Linked DNA regions of Mus musculus: regions 1 and 3 are each linked to region 2. The links are chromatin loops, found by intact Hi-C in ENCODE. Cell type or tissue: gastrocnemius. All regions are shown on one strand.

Region 1 (8,000 bases), 170 kb before region 2:
GGACACCTGGATGATCCAGAGGAAGCCAGCAGCACACTGTTTTCATGCAGCGAGGTGGCACCTCAGCATCGAAATACCCAAATTAATTCCCTGTCATTAGCAGCCCTCCCAGCTGAGAAGCCCCAGCAGGCAGGTCAGAGTGTTCCAGGAGGGCAGTTGGGGAGAGGTGGGTTCTTCTGCCCATGGTGATCTGATTCACCTGACACTTCGTTGTTTCCGAAGCTGGCGGCTTGGGGGGAATATGGGGATGGGTGGGTGGGGACATTAGAGGCGGGGGTAACAGAGCTCACTCCTCACATCCAAGAGGAAAGGGTGCCCGGGTCCTCGCTGCGCTGCTCCCCTTCCGCTCACCGCTCTCCTCTACCTTGAGTTTCCTTTCTTTCTGCCCCTGCTCTATCGCCTGCGCTTTTGTCTTTTCTGATCATTTTAAAAGACAGAATGGTAAGAAAAATATGTGATAACAGACCCCGTCCCTCCCTCTTCCCCAATAGTAGAGTGGCCACCAGAGAGGTCTGAGTTGTCTGAGAACAGGCTGCAGCAAAGCCAGGCAGCAGCAAGAAACAGAGGTTTCTTTTCTTTCTGTTTTCTATTTTGTAAGGTTCTTACTATGTAAACTTGACTGGTCTGGAACTTGCTATGTAGACTCAAACTCAGAGGCCTCCTGACTCTGCTATTCAGTGCTTGGATTAAAACTCTGTGCCACCATGCCTGGCACTCTTATTTTAACTATTATTATTTTTTTAAAATTCTACACAAGTGCTATATTTACATCACATTCCATCCTACTTCCTTACTCCTAAAGTTCATGGGTTCTTCTGTAATTATTTATATAAATACATACACATGTATATACATACATACATACATACATACATACATACATACATGTGTATCCATCCACCCATCTATCTGTCCACCCATCCATTCATCCACCCACTCATCCATCCATCAATCCATCCATCTATCCATCTATCCATCTATCCTTCTATCCATCCATCTATCCATCCATCCATCCATCCTTCCACCCACCCATCCATCCACCCACACATCCACCCATCCACCCATCTATCCACCCATCCATCCTCCTATCCATCCATCCTTCCTTCCACCCATCCATCCATTCTTCCACTCATCCATCCATCCATCCATCCATCCATCCATCCTTCTATCCACCCATCCATCCACCCACCCACCCATCCACTAATCCTGCTGTGTCCCTTTAGTGATGTGCACATGTGTGTGCTTTTAGGCTGGCACTTTTACTTTAGTGACTATTCTTGCATTTCTCAGGCCTCATCTGATCGCAATGAAGTATCCCTACTCTCTTGTGATGGGCAGTCACTTTATTCACGCTCTTACATTGTATCAGTTCCTGCTTATTTCCTTCCCTCCTCTCCCCTCCCCCCCTTTCCTTTCTATCCTCGACAGGATTATGCTGCAGAGCCCAAGCTAACCTCAAGTTTATGATCCTCTTGCCTCAGCCTCCCAGGTGCTAGGATTGCAAGTGTGCACTTTAGTCTTTATACAACATTGGTTCTCTGTCACCCAGCATCCTTATGCATTCTTAGGATGCCCTGCCTTTTCTGCTCACTGTCAAGTACTCATGACTGCCCACTGTAGCCTTCCTATTTTCTCTTGTTTCTGATACTGATGGCTTAATCATTGGTAAAGGTACACACAGGAGGCCTGTGGGCCCCTTTGGATTCACGTGTGGCTACATTGGGGTTCTAGCCTCGGTTGGCTAAAACCTGTGTTGATCTTAGGGGCCTGTAGGGATATGTATATGCTTACATCAAGATCAAGCCCACCTAAGCATATTATTCTTTCAGGGTGGGTTTTGGTCTCACTGCGTGGTCCTGGCTGTCCTGGAAGGGAATATTGTTCTTTAAAACAATGGGCCAATTATGATCCTCACACATCCTCAGATTTAGCACTACAAATGCACGCCTGGCCCCGAGACTGTGGCAGAGGTCCACACATCATGTTTCCCAGGCATAATGACCTTTGATACCTAGGGCCTGAGGACCAGTGGAGGTCAAGTCAGCCTTTGGCTACTCAGGCTTCCCTCCATGTCTTTCCTGGCTGCGACCTGCTGCTTTACTCCAGTCAGGTGTGTCACTGGGCAGAATGATACCAGGCAGGATGGCTCCAGCCCTGCCCTTCCTTGGACATGTCTTTGGGCAGAGATTTTAATAGAGGGCTCCAGAGTCCCCAGTTCCTGGAGGCTAACCCAGACACCACATGATCATCAGGGCTGGGTTCCCCTCTCCTGGGGATTCCATTTTAGGGTATAAACAAAAGCTTATCCTTTTATTGGCTTTTATTATTACTTTATGAGGTAGGCAGGATAGGGATTTATTTTTAAAAAGTAATTTTAAGTTTCTTGTTCTAAAAATAATATGTGCTCATTGTAGAATTGCATGTACTTTAACCACCCCAGAGAGAACCGCTTAAAATATTCCAATATATTTTCCACACTTTTCTATGGTAGTTTTGAAAACATGAGACGGTTATTTTATAATCTAGATTTTCCCATCTATAACAATATTGGTTTTGTTTCACTTGTATTAGCTATCCTTTAAAATAGTTATTTGACATTAAAAAAAATCTCATTACTGTTTGGATATGTCACAATTTATGTGGTTATTTTTGGAAATTTAGGTTGTTTACGAGGTTTTGCTATTAGAAGTTGGACAGTTCTATACTGAAATGCTTGGTCAAAGCTATATTTTTATTTTTCACTGTAATTTTAAATTTATTTTTAAAGGTATACTTATTTTATAGCTGGCTGTCTCCCTCCCTCCTTTCTCTCTCTCTCTCTCTCTCTCTCTCTCTCTCTCTCTCTCTCTCTCTCTCTCTCTCTCTTTGCCCGAATGTATGTTTGTGTGCTACATAGGCCCTTGGAGGCCAGACAGGGGCTTTAAATGCCCTGGGACTGGAGGTAGAGATGGTTGTGAGCTGCCACGTGTGTGCTGGGAACTGAACCCTGGTCCTCTGTAGGACTGGCCAATGCTCTTAACCACTGAGCCGTCTTTCCAGCCCTCAACTGTACTTTTTATGTGTGGGGTGTTTTGCTTCTATGGATGTCTATGGATGTCTGTACAGTGTGTGCATGCAGTGCTCTTAGAGGTCAGCAGAGGGCATCAGATTCCTGGGGAGTAGAATTACAGACTGAGCCATCATGTAGATTCTTAGTCGGGCAGTGGTGGCGCACGCCTTTAATCCCAGCACTCGGGAGGCAGAGGCAGACGAATTTCTGAGTTCGAGGCCAGCCTGGTCTACAGAGTGAGTTCCAGGACAGCCAGGGCTACACAGAGAAACCCTGTCTCGAAAAACAAAACAACAACAACAAAAAAAAATGAACTTGAGTCCTCTGGAAGGGCAGCCACTCTTAACCATCATGGTTCAATAACCATCTCTCCAGCTCCTAGGTATTATGTAATAAGGAATACAGTACCATGGGAATTCTATTTCTTTTCCCAGACAGGGTCTCATGTATCCTAGGCTGGTCTGGAACTCTGTTCATAGCTGAGAATGACCTTGGTCTCTTAATCTTCCTTATTTCTCTAATTGTAGGCCCGTGCCAGCACACTGGCTAAGCATGCAGACTTTTTAAAAGCTTGAGAATAGGTTTATTACAGCAAGAACTTCTAAAGTTGATATTCTGGTTCAGTCATTGTTGGTACGGATGAGGGTGTGTGAGCATGCTAAGCCCCAGGGCCCTTCACTTAGGCCACAGGTTCTTAAAAGCCCTTTACGATCTCCCTGCTGGTTCCCTTGGCCAGAGCTAGGATAGAGAGTAGATCGTACAGAGCAAGAAGTGTGACCGACCTTGCGTTGACTGAGGGCCCAGTCTTCCTTATTAGGACACGAGAAGAATGCCAGTCCATCATCTGCTCTCAGATGGGGACAATGCACGTGAGGACATTGCAAACACCAGGAGCCCAGTGGTGCCACAAATCCGTCTCGTTTTTTTATCTCAGAGTCAAATAACACGAGGACATGACCACTCATAGTCGATGGGCACTGAAGCCTCAGAGACCACTCAGCCTTGGCTCCTTATTCTACAGGTTCAGAAAGCAGAGGCTCAGGGGACCTAATGCTGTCCAGTGTCACCCGGCGGGGCATCTCCATACTCTTGTCTCTGTATCACATCCCTGTTCAAAGGTTTCTCTGGTTCTGCTTCATAGTTTTACCCAGTCCTTTTAACATCCTGTTGCATTGTGCTAATTTACTCTTTGTGGCGTTGAAAGAAAATGGAATCCTAGGAAATTACAGATGCTCAGCTTCATTGCTTCATCTTGGGAATCAGTGAGCCAGATCATGGGAAGTGTAGCAGATACACATGTTTGGGGGTGTAAGTACCTCATGGCTGTGACTTTCAGTCCTCCAGTCCTTGAGCCCCCAGACCCTGGTGTCTGTACCCCTTGCTCCCTCATCTTCTATTTTATTGCTAGCACCCTTGCTGTGTTCAGTATTTATGTCCCTCTAAATTGTGAGCATTGTGATGTCTGAATTTCTTAAAGACTTATTTATGTTTAACTTTCTTTGGGGTGGGTGGGTAGGTGTTTTGTTTGTATGTCTGCAGGTGCACCACATAATTCTATGTGTGCCTGGTGCCCTCAGAGTCCAGGAGAGGGTGTTGGGTTGGTTGCCTAGAGCCTGAGTTACAAGTGATTATGGACTGCTCTGTGGGTGCTGGGATCTGAACTTGGGTCTTCTGCAAGGGCAGGCAGTGATTTTAATCACTGAGACACCTCTCCAGTTCCCAGGACTTCTCATACATCTTCCCACCCAATGCCTGGCACAGAAGAATATTTGGTATTGAATGAATTTAGTTTCCTGTGAAGGCTTAGGCAAGTCTTCCCTCTCTTATGGCCTCCTCTCAGCATTCACAAATTCATGGGCCGAAATTCTTTCTGGTTCCAACATTTCATAATTCTATTTATTCTTAGTTTTTAAGTATTTGGCAACACTAGAGCCATTTTCTTTCTATTTTCAAATAAAAATTTGTATAGAACCTCAAAATATAAAATATAACTGCAAAACTGGCTCTAGGGTTAAGAGCACCTGGGATAAATTCCCAGCATCCACATGGCAGCTCACAACCATCTGTAACTCCAGTTCCAGGGAGTCCAGTGCCCTCTTCTGGCCTTCCTGGGTACCTGGCATGCACATGAAAATAGACAAATATATACAAAACCTCTGTATACATAAAAATAAAAATTATATTTTTAAAAAGAGTAGAGGTAGAGTAGAGGGTAAGAATGAATGCCAGCCACTGGTTCCCAAGTTCAGAGCAGTGGGGCTCACTCATAGCACCTAGTTTCACAAATATTTCCCTAGATTAAGGGAAGGCTGGAGCCATGACCCAGTGTTGAAGCTTGTGCTCGGCACAAACAAGACTCAGGCTTTAATCCCCAGTGTAGTAGATGGGTAGACAGACAGACAAGAAGACAGACAGATAAAAAAATCAGTGCATTGTCATTGTGTAGGATTCTGTTTGTAGTCACATATGAATTTGTTTTTTGTTTGAAACCAGGGTCTCTCTGTGTATTACTGGCCTGCCTAGAATTTGCTATGTGGACCAGGATGGTCCTGAACTCACCGAGATCCACCTGCCTCCCTCTCCTGAGTGCTGGGATTCAAGGCCTTTGCCGCTATTGCTGGCTGTCACGTAGGACTTTGAAGGAAATATCGACTGTTGGGGATGATACAGTGTGGCATCGGGTGCAGGATGCTAGGTGAGCGGTTATCTCTTTAGGTGCTTTTTACTTAGTTATACCAAAGAAGAGTCAGGCTAAGTTTTTCCTGGTGAGATTTCATTAGTGATTCATTTGATCAAGGTTACCCAGTGTACTTAACCATTCTTGTAGTTGTATTTTTTGTCATTCTGTATACACTGGGGGGTCTGGGAGGGGGCTGTGCTGTGGCATGTGTTTAGAGGTGCTAGAGAGTTGGTTCTCTCCCACTGCTGCCTTGTGGGGCAGTACCATGAACTCAGACGGTCAGGCGGTCAGGTGTGGTGGTTTACCCTCTACCCGTCTGGCTAGCCCCTCCCAGTGTGCTTCTGTCTAGTTTTTCTTCCATGAGTACAGGTGTCATGGGACCTGAGCATCTGTTTGCTGTGGCATTGCCAGGGAGAAAGACCCCTTTCCAAGGTGGCTCTTTATTCAGTCTCATCTCTGCTCCATCCCACCGAACTGTACCCTGTTGAGGTGACTAGGGAGCTCACAGCCATGTGAAGCACTGGGTTGTCAGTGAGTGAAGATACAGGGTGAATGACACTGCAGCTTCTTTCCTTGTTAGCGCACAGTCACATTGAACCCCGGGGTTAGCAGCTGGGAGGCAGGCTGAGCTAATATTTACCCAGCTCTGTGATCAGAACTGTTTGAGGGATGGTTTGGCTTGTTTGCATTCGAATATCCAATAATAATCAAGAGAGACGGAAAGCTCTTGTTGTTTTTTTTTCAAATACATATTTACCATGTATTACATTATCTTTTATTAATACAGCAGCTAAGGAAACATTCAAATGACATTGTCCTTCGATCGTTTGATTTACGGGGCTTCCTGGATGTCAGCGGCAGGGACTCAGCTGATAATTTTCTTTAAGGTTCTCAACACTCAGAGAAACATCATGGTGCTTCTTACCCCCAGCCTGCCCCAAAGCTGCTTGCATTTTGTCGGATCCTTGTGCCTAGGGCTGTGCTGTAGAAGTTGGAGCCTAGTGGTCCTATTTCCAACAGAAGTTCTTGAAGTGACTGTTACTGGAAGAGCCGAGACATGTTGTTGACGGCTACAACTGATCACCCCAGCTGATTGGTTCTGTCTGGACGTATGAGAACTGTCATGACATTTGGAATTACTCAAACTCAACTTTCCAGGATGGGGTAAATTTCGAATCTAAGGTTTAAGGATCCAGCAGGCCCTTGCCTGCCTGGCTCAAAAGCTGGGATTCAGAAAACAGTGTCTTTAAAAAAAAAAAAAAAAAAAAAAAAAAAGAGCACAGTTGCCCTTTGTATTCCCAGGGCAATTGGTTTCAGGACCCTCTGGGAAGGTCAGATTTTGTAGAGGCTCAAGTCTCCTTTGTCAAATGTAGCCTCAAATCCCATATGTAACACGTAGTGTTTGTATACGCTGAATACGTGCCATCCGGTATACTTTAAATCAGCTATACATTACTTTTTCATTAAAATTTTAAAATGTATATTCTGTCTGCATGTTATGTCTGGGCATCACTTGTGTGCAGTGCCCAAGTAGGCCAGCAGGGGGCATAGATGCTCCTAGGACTGGAGTTGTGAGGCTCCATGTGGGTGCTGAGAATTGAACCAGGGTCCTCTGGAAGAGCAGCCAGTGCTCTTAACTACTGAGCCATCTCTCCAGACCTGAGTGAGACCATGCGTGGGCTTTCTTTAACCACGGTCCAACTCTACAGAAAACTTGCTTCTCCAATACAGACACTGCATTATCGTATTTCTTAGTGTTTAACATCATCTAATGTGCTGAAAGGAAACTGCTTTTTGCTCCTAAAATTAGACTTTGACATTGACTTTTGCCCCAGAAAAACAGGCATTTCAGAATCAAATAGTTGCATTGAAAGTTTAGTAGTTAAAACTCAGTGTCTTGTTTCCCGTTGCTGTGAGAAAGCACCCCAGCAAGAGGAACTTGTGGGGAAGGCTCATTTCTGCTCACAGTTTGAGGGTGCGCTCCATCTTGTCCATCATGGTTGGCAGTGTAGGGTATGGAAGGGGTCAGAGTGGCAGGAGTTTGAAGCAGGCTGGTCACATGGTATTCAGATTCAGGACAGAGAGAAGGGGTATGCAGACCAGAGCTCAGCCCACTTTCTCCATGTTCTATAGCCCAGCATCCCCACGCGGGGGTAGTCCCAAGACACCAGTCTCCTATGAGCACATTTTGTTTCATGGTTGTTCATATATTTAAAAACTTAATGACCCTTTATGTTGTGGCCACTGATTGAATTACTACCCATAAACCAC
Region 2 (8,000 bases):
GCCAGAAGCCGCCAGGCCGGCCATCTGGGGAGTCACTGAGTGCCAATCTCTTGGTCATCTCCAGCTCGTCCTCGCCGTCGCCCGAGTCGCCGGGGCCGTCGGCGTCCGCGTCGTCGGCGCTGTTGTCCAAGGGCGCACCGCCAAAGCTGTCCAGCGCCTCCTCAGCGTCTCGGTGCTGGCGATAGGTCATCCAGCAGCAGGGCTCCACGTCCGTCTCGTCGATGCCCCAGAAGGCCAGCTCCTCCTCGTAGAGCGGCCCGCACACGTCGGCCGGGCAGTGAAGCTTGCCGGTGCGGTAATAGTTCAGGATGTGAGCGAAGACGCCCGGGTGGCGGTCGAAGAAGAACTCGTCGGCACGCGGGTCATAGTCGAAGTGGCTGTGGGCGTCCGGCTCTGCCAGCCAGGCAAGCCGCGTGCCGGGCAGCGTGCGCAGCGTCGAGCGGTACGTCTGGTGGCGCGTGCCGCCCACGTTGATCACGATGCGCTCGCTCTCGTCCCCTTGGCCCATCGCGGCGCCCCCTTAGGCATGGCGCGGCCCAGCGACACCCATGGGAGCTGCCGCCAGGGGGAGTTGGCGACGGGGAGGGGGGCGCAGGGCCTCTTCCCCCCTCCCCCCAGCCGTCGGGGGGCACAGAGGACCGCGGCTCTGGCCACCCACCCCAACCAACGAGCCAAGCTCCCTCAGGGGGAGCTGTCAGGCAGGTGCGGGTCCAGGGGTGTGTGCACGGGCTCCCTAGGGTCTTTAAGGCGCCTAGTGTGAGAGGGAGCTGGCCTGGCTGCGGAGGAGGCAGTGGAAGAGAGGAGGGAGGTAAAGAGGGAGGGAGGAAGGGAGTGGGGCGGCGCTCAGCGGCGAGGCCCGGGAGGAGGGGAGAGAGGATGGGGGGGCCGGGCTCCCGGTATCATCTCAGCGGGAAAATGGAGAAACCGACACAAAGCTTTTTAGGGGAAGGTCAGCTGCTCCGTTTCGGGGGCCGGACCGATAGACCAGCCCCAGCTGGGAAAGAGGGGGTTACGAGAAATCCGCGCTTGGCTCTGCGGTGGTCGCTGCAGCGCGCTCCCGGTGCGGTGGGGACGGATGCGGCTTGCTCTCCTCCCTGCGTGACCGGTCCCCTTCGGCTCTCCTTGCCTATCTGCCTACTCCCCTCGGTGGCGGGTGAAGCTGCCTGACCTCCCTCCTCGTTCCTTCTCCCCGCCTCCCGGAGGGGATGGCGGGTCCCCTGGGTAGGGGCACCAGGGTGCTGCCCCGCGGGGCGGCCGCTGAGCGCAGCACCTTGTGCGCTCGGGCTGGGTCAGGGGTTCCGCTGGGCTGCGTTGGGACTCAGGCTTCCGCGGCGGTGCTGAAGGGACAGCTCCCGGACGGCTGCGGAGCTGCGCTGGGCCGAGCGAAGGTTCTCCCGGCCGGGTTTGCTTGGCGGGGCCGGCGGGCACTGGCTCCGGTGTCTCTGCGCCCCGCACTCCGCTCTCTGCTCTAGGAGGGCGGGTGGCGCTGGCAGCCGAGGCGAGGGGCGCTGCCGAGGTCGGGCCCGGTAGGCGGGGGTGGCAGGTCCGGGCGCGGCGCAGCGAGACTGGCGAGGCCAGGGAGGCGAGGCGCGGAGCGGCCACCGCCGCCACCGCCGCCGCCGCGCCGCTGCTGCCTCCGGGCTGCTGCTCCGCTGCCTGCTCGCTTGCTCGTTCGCGCGGTCCGCGTCCAGCCCGCGGCTCTCCGGACACGGGCACACGGCGCGCGCAGCCGCACTCGCCCCCGGAGGGAGGCGCCGCGCTGGGTCCTAAAAAGCCCTGATTCTGCGCCCCCCTCCGAGGCCGGCACCGAACCCCGCCTCCCTCAACCCTGGCGCTGGGGGCGCCCGCCCTTCGTTGCCTCTTGCTCGGTGGGGACCCGCCGACGCTCCGCCCTAGGGGAGCTCCACTTGTTGGGCGGAGGCTCCCAGCGACGTCTGGGCCCGCGCCCCCGTCACACCGAGGTGAGAAGGGCGGCGGCCAGCTCCTCTTCTAACCCAGGAGCCATCTGATACCCTGAGCAGACAAGCCATTCCTTGACCAGGACGAGACTGACCTCTTAAGGAATCTTTTAATACCGACCCTTCCCGGGGAAGCCTGAAGGCCCAATGATTCTTTCAGAGATAACTTCTTACAGGGACTGTAAAATAATACCTTTTTCACCATCCCTCTGTCCTAACTCACCATTAATGATCAATCCCGAGCCCCTCTTGATCCCTTTGGCCCCTTTCAGGCCTTGAACCCTTCCTGATTCTAGGGTGGCTTAGTCACAACCATGACAGACAGACCTCAGTTTACCCAGAAAACTGAACTACCTTATGAAAACATGCACAAAGACTGCTCAGCCCCTTGAATACTGGCGGCCTCGCTCCCCTTCAGGCACTCTGGGTGGTGAGCCATGCATGTCCAGGGCTGTGGTCCCTACATACTGGAAGTTAATGCTGGGGACAGAGATCGTATTTCTAACTTCAAAGTCCTTCTGGCCCACGCTTGCCACTCACCCCTAGGTTTATTTAATCAACAGTCATTAGCTCTCATTCCGTACTTGCTCCAGATTCTCTACCAAGTACAAAAATCACACGGGACAAGTCAGACCCAGCTCTCAACCTCCAGGGACTCCCAGCTTTTTAAAGAAGTGAGCAGGTGGGATTGAGAGGGACTGGAAGGTCAGGCCCAGCTCCAGAGGCCACTGGGCTATGAAAGATGCTTATTGATTCCTGTCCACTACAATCGAACAGGCTGCCCCGGCACAGGGGATTTAATTAAGAAGCGAGAGACTCTTACCTGTTGGCTAACAGTGCAGATAGCTGTCTGTCTATACTGACCCCCAGGCACTGTTGCGAGCCTAGGGACAAACCTGTGACCTATCTCCCCACCTGATCGTGGGAATCACAGCACTAATTAAAACAGATCTTCATGTCACAGGGGGAAAGTGCGGGGAGGTAGAGAGGGGGTGAGAGGCGGGAGGCAGAGAGGCAGAGTTATCAGAAAGGGGCAGAGATGGACAGACAAAGAGGAGAAAAGTCTGAGGAGACCTCTTCCCTCCAGAAACTAATCACAGCGTTCCTCCAGACAGCCATTCCCTTTGGTCTCAGAGTGAGGCAGGATAGATGGCTTTCAGTGCCCTTCTCTCTCTGGCCAGAGTCTGTCCCATCTCCTGGTCCAGAGTGATGCACCTCCAGCCTGGCCCTGATTCAGATCCCTAGGACAGTGGCTTTCAGGATGCTCAGCCCAATCCTAAGATTAATAGAGACCCCGGAAGTGAGATTTTTTTTAAAAAGAGGCATGCAGAGACAAGGACATGTACAATCTCAGCTGTGAACGGTCAAGAGGCAGACCGACAAAGGGGCTTCCCTAGACTCTTCCTCAGGAAACCTGAGGAGCCAGCCACAGGGGCTCAGGCTGCCCCCTCTTCCCTGTCTGCAAAGCCACATAGGAGCAGAGCTTGGCTCTCCAAATGTCTCTCTAGTTCAGCTCTCTTTATCAAAGGACTGCGTGTGCCTCCAGAGCTTCTTTCCACAGAGCCCTAGACAGGGAAGCCCCTCACTGAAGTCGAAGTGATTCGCAAAAGGAAACCGGCTGGGACCCTAGAGTCCTGGCTTTAGAGGCTCCAGATGTCTAGACTCTTTAACTGAGACTGAGTCTTGAGTGAGGACTTACCAAGAACCTCTGAGAGGTAGGCACTAAGCTCCAGTCAGACTCTACTCCATGGTGAGGAGCAGTGGGCACTATGGTGGGACCTGGGCATGGGAGAAAGCAGACGGAGAAAAGATCAGGTCTTGGAGGGACAGAGAAAAATCTTCCGGTGGAGAAAGTTGGGTACCGAAGACTCTAACTCTGGAGGATGTGCCAGAAAAACATGGCTGTGCCAGGGCTGGAGGGAGAGAGCATGGGAAAGGGGTCACAGCACAGTCCGAGAGCTAAGCAGGCTGGGCTCAGATGGGGGAACCCTCCCCGAAGTGCCCCACTTTCAGAGTCCCACTTTGATCTCTGATGACACCCCCTGGTCCTAGGCTTCAAGGAGCGCTCCCTCTTCTGTACCCCAAGCAGGGCATAAACCGTCCCTTCTCTCACCTCCCCTTCACACCAAGAGAAGGCTGACATTCACAGAAAGCCCAGAAAAACCAAGATGAAAGCACAGGGGGAAAAAAATAAAACAAGGAACAGAGAATCGAGGTTGCAAGGGGGCGGGGGTGGGGATTGCTGATCAAGCCCAGCCTCTTCCGCAGAAATGCTAAAACCTCACCCCTTCCTGCCTTTCAGCCATCCACAGTATAGCTGCCTGCCCCTTCACAAGGGAAGGCTTACAGTCCCCGTCCCCCCCCCCCCCACAAAATTATCTGTGGTAGCTGTGGCTGGTTGAGGATGATCCGTCATGTCTCAGGGTTCTGAGCAAGAACTAGAATAGACTGCCTGGGTTCTAGTCTCTAGTGTCCCATCTCTGACTAACTGTGACCTCAAGAAAGCTACTCAACTCCCCCGTGCTTCAGAGACTTATCACTAGATGGGATTAGCTCTTGTCTCTGCATCCTTAACTCCTATGCTCTCTGGGATGTTTCTGGTTCAAGCTGAAGAAGTAGAAGTGCTGGGATGTGGAAAGACACTACCCCTGACCCCCCACCCCGTGTGGGAATAGCTCCGCTCAAAGGAAGAACTGGGCTGGATGGGAAGTAGAAAAATGTGAGGGGTACCTGAAGGCAAGCTGTGCCTATGTTGTCACACCTGGCACTTGCACACCTGCTGGGATCAGGAACTGGCCCAAGTCCAGCCCCTCAGGCTTTTGTCCAGGTTGGCACAGGGTTTCTGTTGCTCTCCCAGGGTCAGAAGCTTCTGTGTTCCTGGTGGGTTGGACTGCCATCTTGTGGCGGGGCCTGGAATCTAACCTACACTGGCCAGCTGAACAGCTTCTGGCTACCTGCTGGGATGATGGGTCCTGGAGCTGGCAGGTGTCCTCTTCCCGAGTCAGAACTCCCTCTAGTGGGCAACAGGGAGCAAACCCAGGGGCTAGAAGTGACACTGTGGGTAATTGATGACCTTGACTACTGGTTTATAGCTTGGATGGTGACTATGGTGTTGGGCTGAGCTGCCTGCAGCTGCTGCTTCTTACAGTGAGACAGAGGCTCCAGAGAAAAGCAGAAAAGAGCTAAGGTGAAGAACCCTGCGTGTGTGTGTGTGTGTGTGTGTGTGTGTGTGTGTGTGTCCGCGCGCGCGCGCGTGCATGCGTGAGTGTATGTGTGTGTGTGAGAGAGATAAGACCAGGGCCTTTCAACTTCTATACTGAAGACACTGCACCAGAGAACCTGTGATGCTGTGCTCTTATAATAGGCAGGATAACAGGTTCTTTCTATTCACTAGATGCCATTAGAAGCTACGTTCCTAGCCATGGCCATCAAAAACATGTAACATGAATGTCCATCAATCTGTCTTGGTTTCTCTCAATCACATAAGATGAAGCATTATCTATATTGGGCTACACATGTAATATTGTGTCTAATCACAGGCTGCGGGTTACTGGAGTATACATGATTTTATTTTGTGTGACATCCCTACTCCAGAGCCATGCAGTACACACACACACACACACACACACACACACACACACACACACACAAATCCTAGAACATTTTAAGTGAATTTAGGATGTTTGTGTTGTGTCTCATTCACATCTATCCTGTTACCCATGGGCCACAGGTTGGACACTATGGTCGACAGTCTTCACAAGCTGTCCCTAGAGGCGTAAAAATTCCTAGGCAGGTTTGGTTGCAAACATTGTTTTGCAGCTCACTGGCTGCATACAGCAGTCACCTCCCTTCTCCAGGCTGTGCTTCCACATCTATGTGAGACCACTGCTGCCTTCTGTGTTTTTAATGAGTTAGTATTCTATGTTTATCCCTGCTTCCCCCTTCTCTCAGGATTAACCCCATCCCATCTTTTAGACCAGCTCCAGTTCCTTCTCTCTCTCCTAGATTCCTGCTGGTCCACAGCCAGAGAACACCAGCATGGTTGGGGGACAGGCGATCAGGCCTCCTTGAGCTTAGCCTTTGGGAGGGAAAGGATCCCCTTCCCCTTCTTGCTGCCTCTAAGGATGAGATTTTGAGCGGGGATGATGAGGTCAACTTACTGCTTGAACCCTGAGTGGGGTCAGCAAGGAAATCAAGGAAATAGAGAAAGGGCCGGGCATAGACACATGCACAGGAAATCTGGGGTCCATATAAGGGAGTGTGCACTCTGATGCTACTGCTGGCAACCCAGGACCTCATCCTGTCTGTTGGGTACGGTAGAGGGGAAGTGGCTAGCTGATCTTTATGAAGTCTCTCTACGTGAGCTCTCTTGGGTTGTAAACATGCAGGAGAGAGAAACTGCAGTTGGGTCCATGGCCTTGGTTTTTGTCACGACTGCACCCATGACAACAGCATCCATCATTATAGACTTCACATGGAACTCCCTCTGCTCCCTGGATGCCACATGAAGATGGTCAGGAGAGCACTGTGCAGAGGAGGATGTGAGCAGCACAGGACAGGGGCCTCTGCAGTGCAGCTGAGGTCCTCTGTGGGGTGCTTTGTGGCACACTAGTGAGTGCTGGGTGTCTATCAGCTTGAAGGTGGACTGGACAGCAGTTGTGGAGGGGCAGGTCCAGGCGTCATTGGGTGGACCTGAAGCCAAAACTTTTTGAAAGTTACACTTTTAAAAATGGCAAAACAATAGAAAATTGGAGATTAAAGGGAATATTTATTTACATAGGAAAAAATCAGGATGATTTAAATCTTTTGAAAGCTGATAGGTGCCACCAACATTTGTAAATCCAGGGCAAAGCTTTGTTTCTTAAAAACCCTCCCTCTCTCTCTCATATGTGTATGCACATGGACACATACAGACACAGGCACACACAGACACACACAGACACACACAGACACACATGCACACAGACACAGACATACACAGACACACATGCACATAGACACATGCATATACATGCATTTGTGCACATACACACATGTAAGCACACATGCACACACACAAATGAGAGAGGGAGAGAGAGAGATCATGGCATGTACATGGAGGTCAGAGGACAGCTTGTATGATCTACCATGTAGCTCCTAAGGGTTAAACTCTGGCCTCAGGCTTGGCAGTGAGAGCCTCTACCTGCTGAGCCATCTTGACAGTTCTAAAAGCCTTACACTCACTATTTGTCTAGCAATATGCCAGTCAGTCCTATTTACTCAGAAGCTGTTACATTCAGACAAACAAACAAACAAGCAAAGAACAACCCAGCGGTCACATTTACTGGCAGTTGTGGGGAGTCATATTCAGTTACCACAGCCCTGAATTTTAGATGGACTTACAATGAACAACCTCCCTATTCCTCCCTGGGGAACTTTTTATATGCACCAAGTAACAGCTTTAAATCTCCACCCAGGTGACAGTTTCCCAACAAGTGGGTGGCACCACTTAAAGGCACAGTCCAGAATACACAAAGCAGTACTTCCCCTTCCCCTTTGGGATAGCATCTCACTGTGCCATCCAGGGCTCCACGTCCAAGAAGCCGGCACTGAAGTTGTATACCACTATGCTTGACACTGGATAAAAACAAAAAGAAAGCAAACAGAACCCCCTACCCAGTTCTGAAGAATTTTGAACCTGGAGGACTCAGACCTCCCGATTTTGAAACTGACTACTAAGTTTCTGGTATCCAAATTGTTCTGTCCCAGTGTAAGGATTAGTACATAAACCAACGAAGAGGAACTGGGCAGCCAGAAGTAAACCCATGGAATTATGGGTAATTGTTTTTTGGCAAGAGTGTCAGGACAGCCTACAGGAAAAATGGCCTTTTCAAGAAATGAAGCTGGACCAACTGGAAATCTACACGAAGCAAAGCAAATTGGGATCCCGGTCCCAAGCAGGCAGTGTTTTGTTTTGTTTTGTTTTGTTTTGTTTTGTTTTGTTTTTTAAAAAGAGTGGATCAGCTTCCAAAATGCAAGACCTAAAACTATATGGTTCTCAAA
Region 3 (8,000 bases), 140 kb before region 2:
GGATGGATGGATGGGTGGATGGGTGGATGGGTAGGTGGGTAGATGGGTAGGTGGATGGATGGGTGAGTAGGCTATTGATGGGTGGATGGATGGATGGATAGCTAGATAGGTGGATAGATAGCTACATGAATAAGTAGAAGAGAGGGTGGGTGGGTATATGGATAGCTTTAGAGATAGGTGGATAGATAGATGGATGAGTGGGTGGGTGGATGGGTGGTTGGGTGGGTTGGTAAATCTGTAGATGGTTGGATAGATAGGTAGGTGAATGTGTGAGTGAATGGATGGGTAGTTAGATGGGTGGGTGGGTGGATAGTTAGGTATGTGGATGGAGGGGTGAGTGGACATATTGTGGGTAGATTGATGGTTAGGTGGGTGAGTAGACAGATGGGTTGGTAAGAATGTATGTATGTATGTATGTATGTATGTATGTATGTATATATGCATGTATATATTATGGATGGATGGGTAAGTAGGTGAGTGGATGTGTGGATGGATGGATATGCAAAGGTAAATGGATGGGTGGATGGATGCTGTGAGGTACTCTTTACCCTCCCTAACTTTTACCTAAATATACTCTCATTGTTAAAGCACGGCCTGGGTTTTATCAGCTATGTGAAGTCTTGTCTGCTTATCCAAGAGCACAAGGCTCCTGACTACCTTCCCAAATCCCCAACATCAATGTCTGTATTGGTGTATCCGGCAGTAATCCATAGTCAGATATTTTATTTATGTTGATTTTTTTTCCCCAAAGTTGTTTGGGCGTACTGTCTCCTCCCTGTTTATAATGGAATCCTGGGAGGGCACATGCATTCATGTGGTTTCTTCTGCTTTGCCAAAGTATTTGCCAATACAGTAGATGCTCTCATCATGAATGGGTGAATGAATGAACGGATGAATGGTAAGTGGTGTCAAAGTATTAGGGAAGCTTCATGCAATAAGACAGCTTCCCATCAGTTAGTTCATTATGAAATCCCAGAACTTAGAGGATTTATCCCTGAGTGGTGATTTCTAAGTGCATCTGGGGTGGCGAATGGCCCCAGTTCTGTCCCTCTGACCCCACCTTCCCTTTTGACTTAGGATGGAGTCATAAGCCTCCTTTAATGCCCAAGTTTGGACCCAGACCTTGTCTGAGTCCCTTAAGCAGAGTTGGGCAGATAGACACCGATTTGACGATTTGTCTGACTATCCATGAGTAGTGAGAGGGTATGGCTCATGGAAAGGGAGTGACATGAGTCTGGCTGGCCTGCTCAGCCTAGGATAGCCAGGGGTGCTGCAAGGGGTGGACTCTAGCTCTCTTAACTCTGGCTCTCCTCTTTGCTGTGTGTTGCATCCCCTGTAGAAAGCAAATGTAAACTTCTTCCTAGGAGCTCTTTCTGGGACATTGGACATCCATTTCCAATCCCTCTGGATACATAGTTCCTTTTCTAACTTGAGACATTTGAATGGTGCTCCTGACATCCATCCATCCATCCACTCACCTACTTACCCATACATACATACATACATACATACATACATACATACATACACACATACATACACACATACTTACAGACCTGGCTCTGTCTTTTCTCCAATTCTTAAGGTACAGATCCCTTAACTACCTCATGGAGAAAATATCCATACCCAGACTGTGGGTCACCCAAGGCTGTGACATTATTCTGTGTCACACAGCTGGCCCCTACCAGCTTGCAAGTTCATCTCTCATGCCATTCCTTTGGGTTAGCATTGCCCTTTTCTGAAGTGCCTCCCCTGGGATTTGTATAACACACTGGGTGCCTTGTGTCATTCAGAATTCATTTCTTCATCAACTCACTTGGGACTCTAGATTCCCTGGTGAGCAGTGGACACTGAGGGCTCTGGTCAGCACTCACAGCAGTAGAGGCCTATTGTATTGTTTCCTTTTCCATAAGGCACAGCAGGACTCCCGTGTTCCTTTAGATGAGTCCTTGAGGCAGTGCTGGGTTCCCCATTCACCAGTCTTAGGTTTCCAAAGAACAAAAAACTCATTCAAGGTCAAGTTCTGGTGGGTGGTGACCCTTCCTACACAGCGTTTCCAGGCTCATCCTGCCTGGCTTTGCTCTTCTTTGCTTCATTCTGGCTTTAGCTCCAGACTTCATCTGTGATTATAGGCTAAACCTTTTATTATTTTGTCTGCTGCTTCTATACTTGTTTTAATTTTTGAGAAAGTTCCATAGATCCCAGCAGGACTTTGCTCCTCTCTGACTCCGAGGTTCTCTGGCTTTCCAAGCTGGTTGTAGTGTCTCCCCTGTCACTCTGAGCACCCATGGCTTTCTGCTCTCATATCCCTGGTATCAGGTCTGACCTTGCTTGATCTCCTTGTCTGTCCGTGTTTCTTACTGCTTCCATCTGTCTTGCTTCTTTGCTGGAGGAAGCTCTGCCTCTTATCAAGTGGGCTGTGTCCTCTGCGATGTTTGCATCTCTCATTCAGCAGCTCTCCTTCCTCTCTTCCTCCTCCCTCCTTCCATCCCTCCCTCCATTTCTTCCTTCCTTCCTCTCTTCCTCCTCCCTCCTTCCATCCCTCCCTCCATTTCTTCCTTCCTTCCTCTCTTCCTCCTCCCTCCTTCCCTCCCTCCTTCCATCCCTCCCTCCCTCCATTTCTTCCTTCCTTCCTTCCTTCCTTCCTTCCTTCCTTCCTTTCATTTTTTAAACATTTACTTGTTTTATGCGTATGACTATTTTGCCTGAATGTATGTATATATGTATGTATGTATGTATGTACATCCTGGGACTGGAGTTAGGGATGCTTGTGAGCCATTGTTTCAGTGCTGGGAACCAAATACAGGTTCTCTGTAAGAGCCACAAGTGACCGTAACACCCAGCCAACTCTAGCTCCATCACCAACCACTCCTGAAATGGATGCCTGGTAGTTAAGCATTGGAAGGTCCAAGGAATCAGGGACTCTCAACATTTACTACAGCAAAAATGATGATGGCAGAAATAGAAGATGTTCATTCAAGAGCAGGAGGAGAGTATGTGTAATCCAGATTCAGGGAGCAGACGTGTCTTTCTGGAACAGACAGGGTTGAGCCCAAGGGATGAGTTGAAATTGCTTCAGTGGGTGGGTGGGTGGGTGGCAGTGGTGGTTGGGGAGTTGTAGGTAAGGTACAAGGAGATACTTTAATGGGGACAGGGCATCGTGTGCTGGCGAGAGCTGTAGCGGAGGAGTAGTCAGCCTAGAATAGTGGTGGTGGGGTGAAGGGACTGTGGCAGTGACCGAGACCAAGTTGAGCAAAGGTTGTGGTAGTGATATCAAATAACGGATTCCGACATGCAGGAAGTGGCTTCATGTAGCCTCTGATGGGTCTGTCAAACCCAGAGCTGTTCTGCCTCACCCTGCCATGTCTCTGCCTCCCTGTCTCCATGTTCTTCCTTCACCTGACACTTGCTTCTTGGCTGGTTCTGCATGCCCAACCACCCTGGCCTGCGCAGTCCTGAGGAGAGAGGCTCAGTGTTCTGTGGTATCCCTTCCACGTGTGCCTCTCAGCATCCCTGCAGTTCATCCTCACTCCTGTCTCAGCAGCAGGGGTACTGGGGACAAGGTGACCTCACAGCCAGAGTTGCCAAGTTGTCTAAAGAAAAGCAAGGAGAGACACACTGCTGCTTTGCATTGCTAGACTAAATTTTTCAACAGAAGGGCAAGAACGGGCTACTCCTTCCTGCCCAGAGAAAACAAGGTCTGGTGTGGGTAACCATACAAGGTGGTGCTGGGAGGACAGGGCTGATGCCCTCAGCCTTTTATGGACTCAAGTGGAGCACTGGCATTGGAGTTGCCCCCACCACCACCCACCAGGGTCCATCCAGCCTCTTCATCTGATGAAGGCTTCGAAATGTCTAGAGTTCACGTGGTTTGCCCAAGGTCACAATAAGCGGGCAGCCAAAAGGGAACCAGAAAGGAAGTCTCTGGCTCTGTTCTTTCATGGGGCCCAGTGACAGTTCATGATTCTTTTTTCTGTTTTTCTTTTTCTTTTGTCATAAGTTTGACAGTTTGACAGTCTGGAGAATAAGACTCACAGTCTGTTTTAACAACAGTCAAGCTCGATATTCCCTGTCGTGCTCCCCCCCCCGTCCCCCCCCCATCCCCCGTCCCCCCCCCCCTCCCGTCCCTCCATAGGAATAGTTTGCCCAAGGTCACAGCGTGAGGGAGGGCAGTGCAGCCTGCAGACCTGAAGTCTAGTCCTTCTCTGCACATTCAGAGGCTCTTCCAGGGCTCTGGATCTAGAGAACTTGGGCTGAAAAGTCTCCTCCTTCAAGTGTCTTACAACCACAGTCGGCTTCACCAGCCCCTACCTCATGCCCCCCCCCCCACCCCCAGCCCCTTCCTCGGTCCTGTCTTTTCCTTGTGTGGCCGTGGAAACTGCGTCAGCTTAATTAGGCTGCTCGGTGCAGTACTTTTCCACTGAGTTTACTAGGAGCCGTGGATTTGTTGTAACAAGCTGCACTGCCGGCTGCAGTATCTGATTGGCATGCCAGGAGCATCACCAGTGAACAGCTAAATAGAGATGGGGAGGAAAGTGGGTCAGGAAGCAGGCCTCACTTGAGCTCGCTCGGTACCTGCAGAGGCTGCGGAAGGCAGCGCAGAGGCGGCAGGTGGCCACAGCATGGCACTGTCTCCCACAGCCTGAGCCTCAGCGCCGAGCACCCTGCCCCCACCAGCTCAATGCTGCAGCTCCCCTCCCCCTCTGCAGGTGCTTGCTCCTGTGGCCAATTTGCCTTCTGCTTCCTCTGTGGATGGACAAAGCTGTTATACCTGACAACCTGGGATGGGGGTGGCTTTTGGCTCAGAAACAATGCCAGAGAAGGGTTCAGTTGGAATCCTTAGCCACTGGCTTTCTAAACCATCAAGGCTTTTGGATTCCCAGGACTAGTACTGTAATGAGCTGGCTAGCTGGGTTTGATAGGGGTACACAGTGGAATATGAGCAGAGGGGCCGGTAGTGTTCCTCCTATTCCCATGTTTCCGCCTGCCCCTTCCTTAACTCTCTCCCTCCTCTCCCCCAATTATGTCACCTTCTTGTGCTGAGCTCCCAGAGAGAGAAGTGAGTGATTACGCCAGAGGGGACTAGGGGAACCTTCTTGAAGGCATCGAGGACTCGGTCAAGAGAAGAAGAGATGGAGGAAAACTGGTCAGAGCTTGCCGTGCAGATCTCAGGACTGCCTTGTGGAGGCCGGTGGCCTCCGTGGTAGCATAGAACTGGAGTCTGTCTCAGAATGGGAGGCTGCCTGGAACCATAAGGATCTGCTATCCACACTGCTCGGTGTAGAGATAGGCAAGCTAAGGCATAGACAGAAAAAGTGGGCCTGCCCTGTGCTGTTAGAACCACATCATGCCTTGTTTCTAATGCCGCTCGCTGGGAGAACATCAAGTCCCCTTTGGCTTTTTAGTCCTGTGTGTGAAGTCAGGAGCTTACCTGATGTTCTTCACCCATAAGCCACACGTTAGGGAAGGAACACTAGGCTCAGTTAACCTAGGGTCTCAGGCTCACTCAAATCCCATTTCTATAATGCTATCCTTCCTCTGCCCCAGTCCAGTACCTCAGGCCAGTGTGCACGGTTCCCTTAGCCATCGGGTTTCCTTGAATAATACTTGTGAGCAATGGGCCTCATCTCAGTGTGAGGGCCGATTCTCAGAACTGAAAAACCCCTGGTGGAAAGAACCAGGACTGTTGTGCTTGTATGCAGTTCTGAGAGAACACTGGGCTCGTATTGTTGAGAAATTGTTTTCAATAATTTCTACTTAAATTTACTGAAATTCACTTTAATGACCACCTTTGTTAGAACACTTCCACTCTGCACAGCACATCTTTCCCTTTGGAGGAGAAATCAGAGGGTGGAATAAAGCCAGTCTGCCTGACAGATCCTTTGGAGAGTTTTAGTTCAGCATGGTGTCTTTGGACTAAGTAATGAGACACTGAAATGAAGGACCGTGTGCCCATTTCCTGATAGATGTACCAAATGAACCATCCTGATAGGCTCTTTCAAGGCCAATATGTTGTGGAAGGTAATTGACCATTCAGATGTCAAGTAGTCTCTCGATGGAGCAAAGTGGAGCACACGAACAAAAAAAGCCCATCAGGAGTGTCCCGAGACCTTCTGCCTGTGAAGATGGCTCTCCCGTGACCTTGGGACTAGACAGCGGCAGGCCCCACTATTGTCTTCTAAGCTGTGTTGAGCTGTGGTGCAGGTTTGATGAGAAAGGGTGGTTTTAGATGCCCCCCAAACCGTTTCTGTGGCCTTGTAAAGGCTCAATACACAGGCAGTCAGGGGGCCTTCGTGGACGAGTACTTGTTAGAGGAGAGGGAAGGAGAGAGGCTCCTTAGCCTCTGAGACGCGTTTCATGTAGGCCGCACAGTCTCAAGCATTTCTGCATCCTCGAGTTGTGAGGTTACATCAGGACTGTCACTAGGTCATGTGACCTGGTTGGAAAGGGTAGAAAAGAATGAGGTCACATAGCGGGCAGCAACCTGCAGGCCTCCGGCGACAGTGCAGCGCACACAGAGGCCTTTGGAGAGTCTTTGCTGAACTAGGCATGCCTGCACACAGCCTCTTTGGTCACAGACACCTAGTTTAAAAGTGGTTCTCAGTCATCAACTATTTGGCCGCAGTCAGGCTGTGGTCCACCCTCCTTGGTTTGCTTCTGGGAGTGTTTTTCTGCTTCTGGGAGAGCCTACTTCTGTGGGAGGAAGAAGGTGAATGGTTCTCTGAGCCAACACGGAGCTAGCTGAAGGCAAGCTCCTTCCTTCCATCTCCTCTTCCTTGCACTGCTCTGTTACGACCTCAGCTCCTGCGGACCTCCCAGAATAGAAACCCACTGGTCCCAGCCAGGCTCTCCGTCTTCTTCTCTAGGCTCAGAACAGAAATGATGGCGTCTTCAAGGTCTACGTGACCAAAGTGAGGGCAAGATTGCAGTGTCCACTGCTAATGGCTGTATACCTTGTCCCTTAAGTACACCCCCAGGACTTAGAGACTCCGTACTCCCCGTGTCTGTGTCTTTCCTCCTGCCTGCCATGTTGACCTTCCAGGCTGGCTGTGGGTTAGCAAGCCTGGGTATTTTATGTGTAACTTGCCCTTCTTTGTGTACCCGTTCCCTGAGCACATCCCGTGATGTCAGCCTTTGAGTGTCCCGTGTTCCGTTCCTGTCTTGTCACTTCTGCTGCCGCCTGCATAATTCCGAGCTGCTCGTCCTTCGTGTTGACTCTAGAGTGTGAGCTGCTGCTGCCGCTGGCTGCTCTGACTGCTCCTCTTCTCCTTGCTTGTTTATATCCCAGGCTCTTATGTTAAATGTTCATTAAATGTTCTACGATCCATCCAGAACAGCCTTGTCAGAACAGGGAGGGGAAAAGCACAGATCTATCTTCCCTCTTGTCATTTCTCTTAGATGAATGAATTAAATATTTTTATTGCCTTGAAGATTAATTACCTCCCGTCCTCAGCCGGCTTTAATATTCTAGCTGTCGTTTCTTGTGATTGGGGCCTGACAGGGTTTCTGCTCTTCTTCCAAACTCCTTCCTTTGCCTGGGTCTTTGTTTCTGTGCGGCCTTGGCTTCTGTGGGAGAGGGCACGCTTGACTTGTGGCTTTAGATGAAGTGCTGAGTTGTGGATTTTACAGTTCACATGCCTCTTGGAGTTGCCTGGATTTTTTTTCTGGCGTGTGGGGTATGGTTATTGTGGTCACCAAATAAAACACTTGAGACCCAGAGAATGTAAGCAATGAACCCAAGGCTGTCCAGTGGATACATTTCAGACCCTGATGCCACACTGGGTTTGAGGCTGTAGATATGCTCTATCATTTGCACACAGTGGAAAAGGCACCGAGGCACTGCTTTAACCAATCTTGCACCCACTTTTGGAAGCACCTATTGTGACATAGACATGCCTTGTCAGGGTGAGGAAGGAGAGGCAACCACCTGTGGGCAGGCGATGTCAGCTGGATAGTAGACATCCCCTGCCCCCCAGCTGGATAGTAGACATCCCCTGTCC

Evidence for each region. Hi-C counts contacts between places; a loop is a spot of excess contacts. Peaks named below come from ENCODE experiments on the same cell type or tissue, not always from the same donor. Only the 100,000 strongest peaks of a DNase experiment are listed, where the experiment ranks them.
Region 1: a loop joins it to region 2, with 10 times the contacts of the local background. A loop is called at or near these places in 25 of 42 quality-filtered maps.
Region 3: a loop joins it to region 2, with 7 times the contacts of the local background. A loop is called at or near these places in 12 of 42 quality-filtered maps.

What each region holds. Positions count from the first base shown.
Region 1 is chr7:46,564,849-46,572,848 of GRCm38, reverse strand. The region is part of intron 9 of Sergef (secretion regulating guanine nucleotide exchange factor); the gene reads left to right. Among named protein-coding and RNA genes, the nearest start is that of Sergef, 71 kb to the left of the region's middle. In gastrocnemius, CTCF peaks have their summits at 3,131 (motif pointing right) and 7,263 (motif pointing right); a DNase peak (open chromatin) is centred at 3,121.
Region 2 is chr7:46,390,186-46,398,185 of GRCm38, reverse strand. Kcnc1 (potassium voltage gated channel, Shaw-related subfamily, member 1) reads right to left here and starts at 1,718. Exons shown (of 4, transcript NM_001112739.2): 1 at 1-1,718. The coding sequence starts at 508. In gastrocnemius, CTCF peaks have their summits at 555 (motif pointing right) and 2,071; DNase peaks (open chromatin) are centred at 788, 1,074, 1,756, 4,811 and 2 more places; H3K4me3 peaks cover 2,313 bases; H3K27ac peaks cover 2,477 bases.
Region 3 is chr7:46,532,186-46,540,185 of GRCm38, reverse strand. All of the region lies in intron 9 of Sergef (secretion regulating guanine nucleotide exchange factor), which reads left to right. Among named protein-coding and RNA genes, the nearest start is that of Sergef, 100 kb to the left of the region's middle. In gastrocnemius, a CTCF peak has its summit at 4,609; a DNase peak (open chromatin) is centred at 4,645.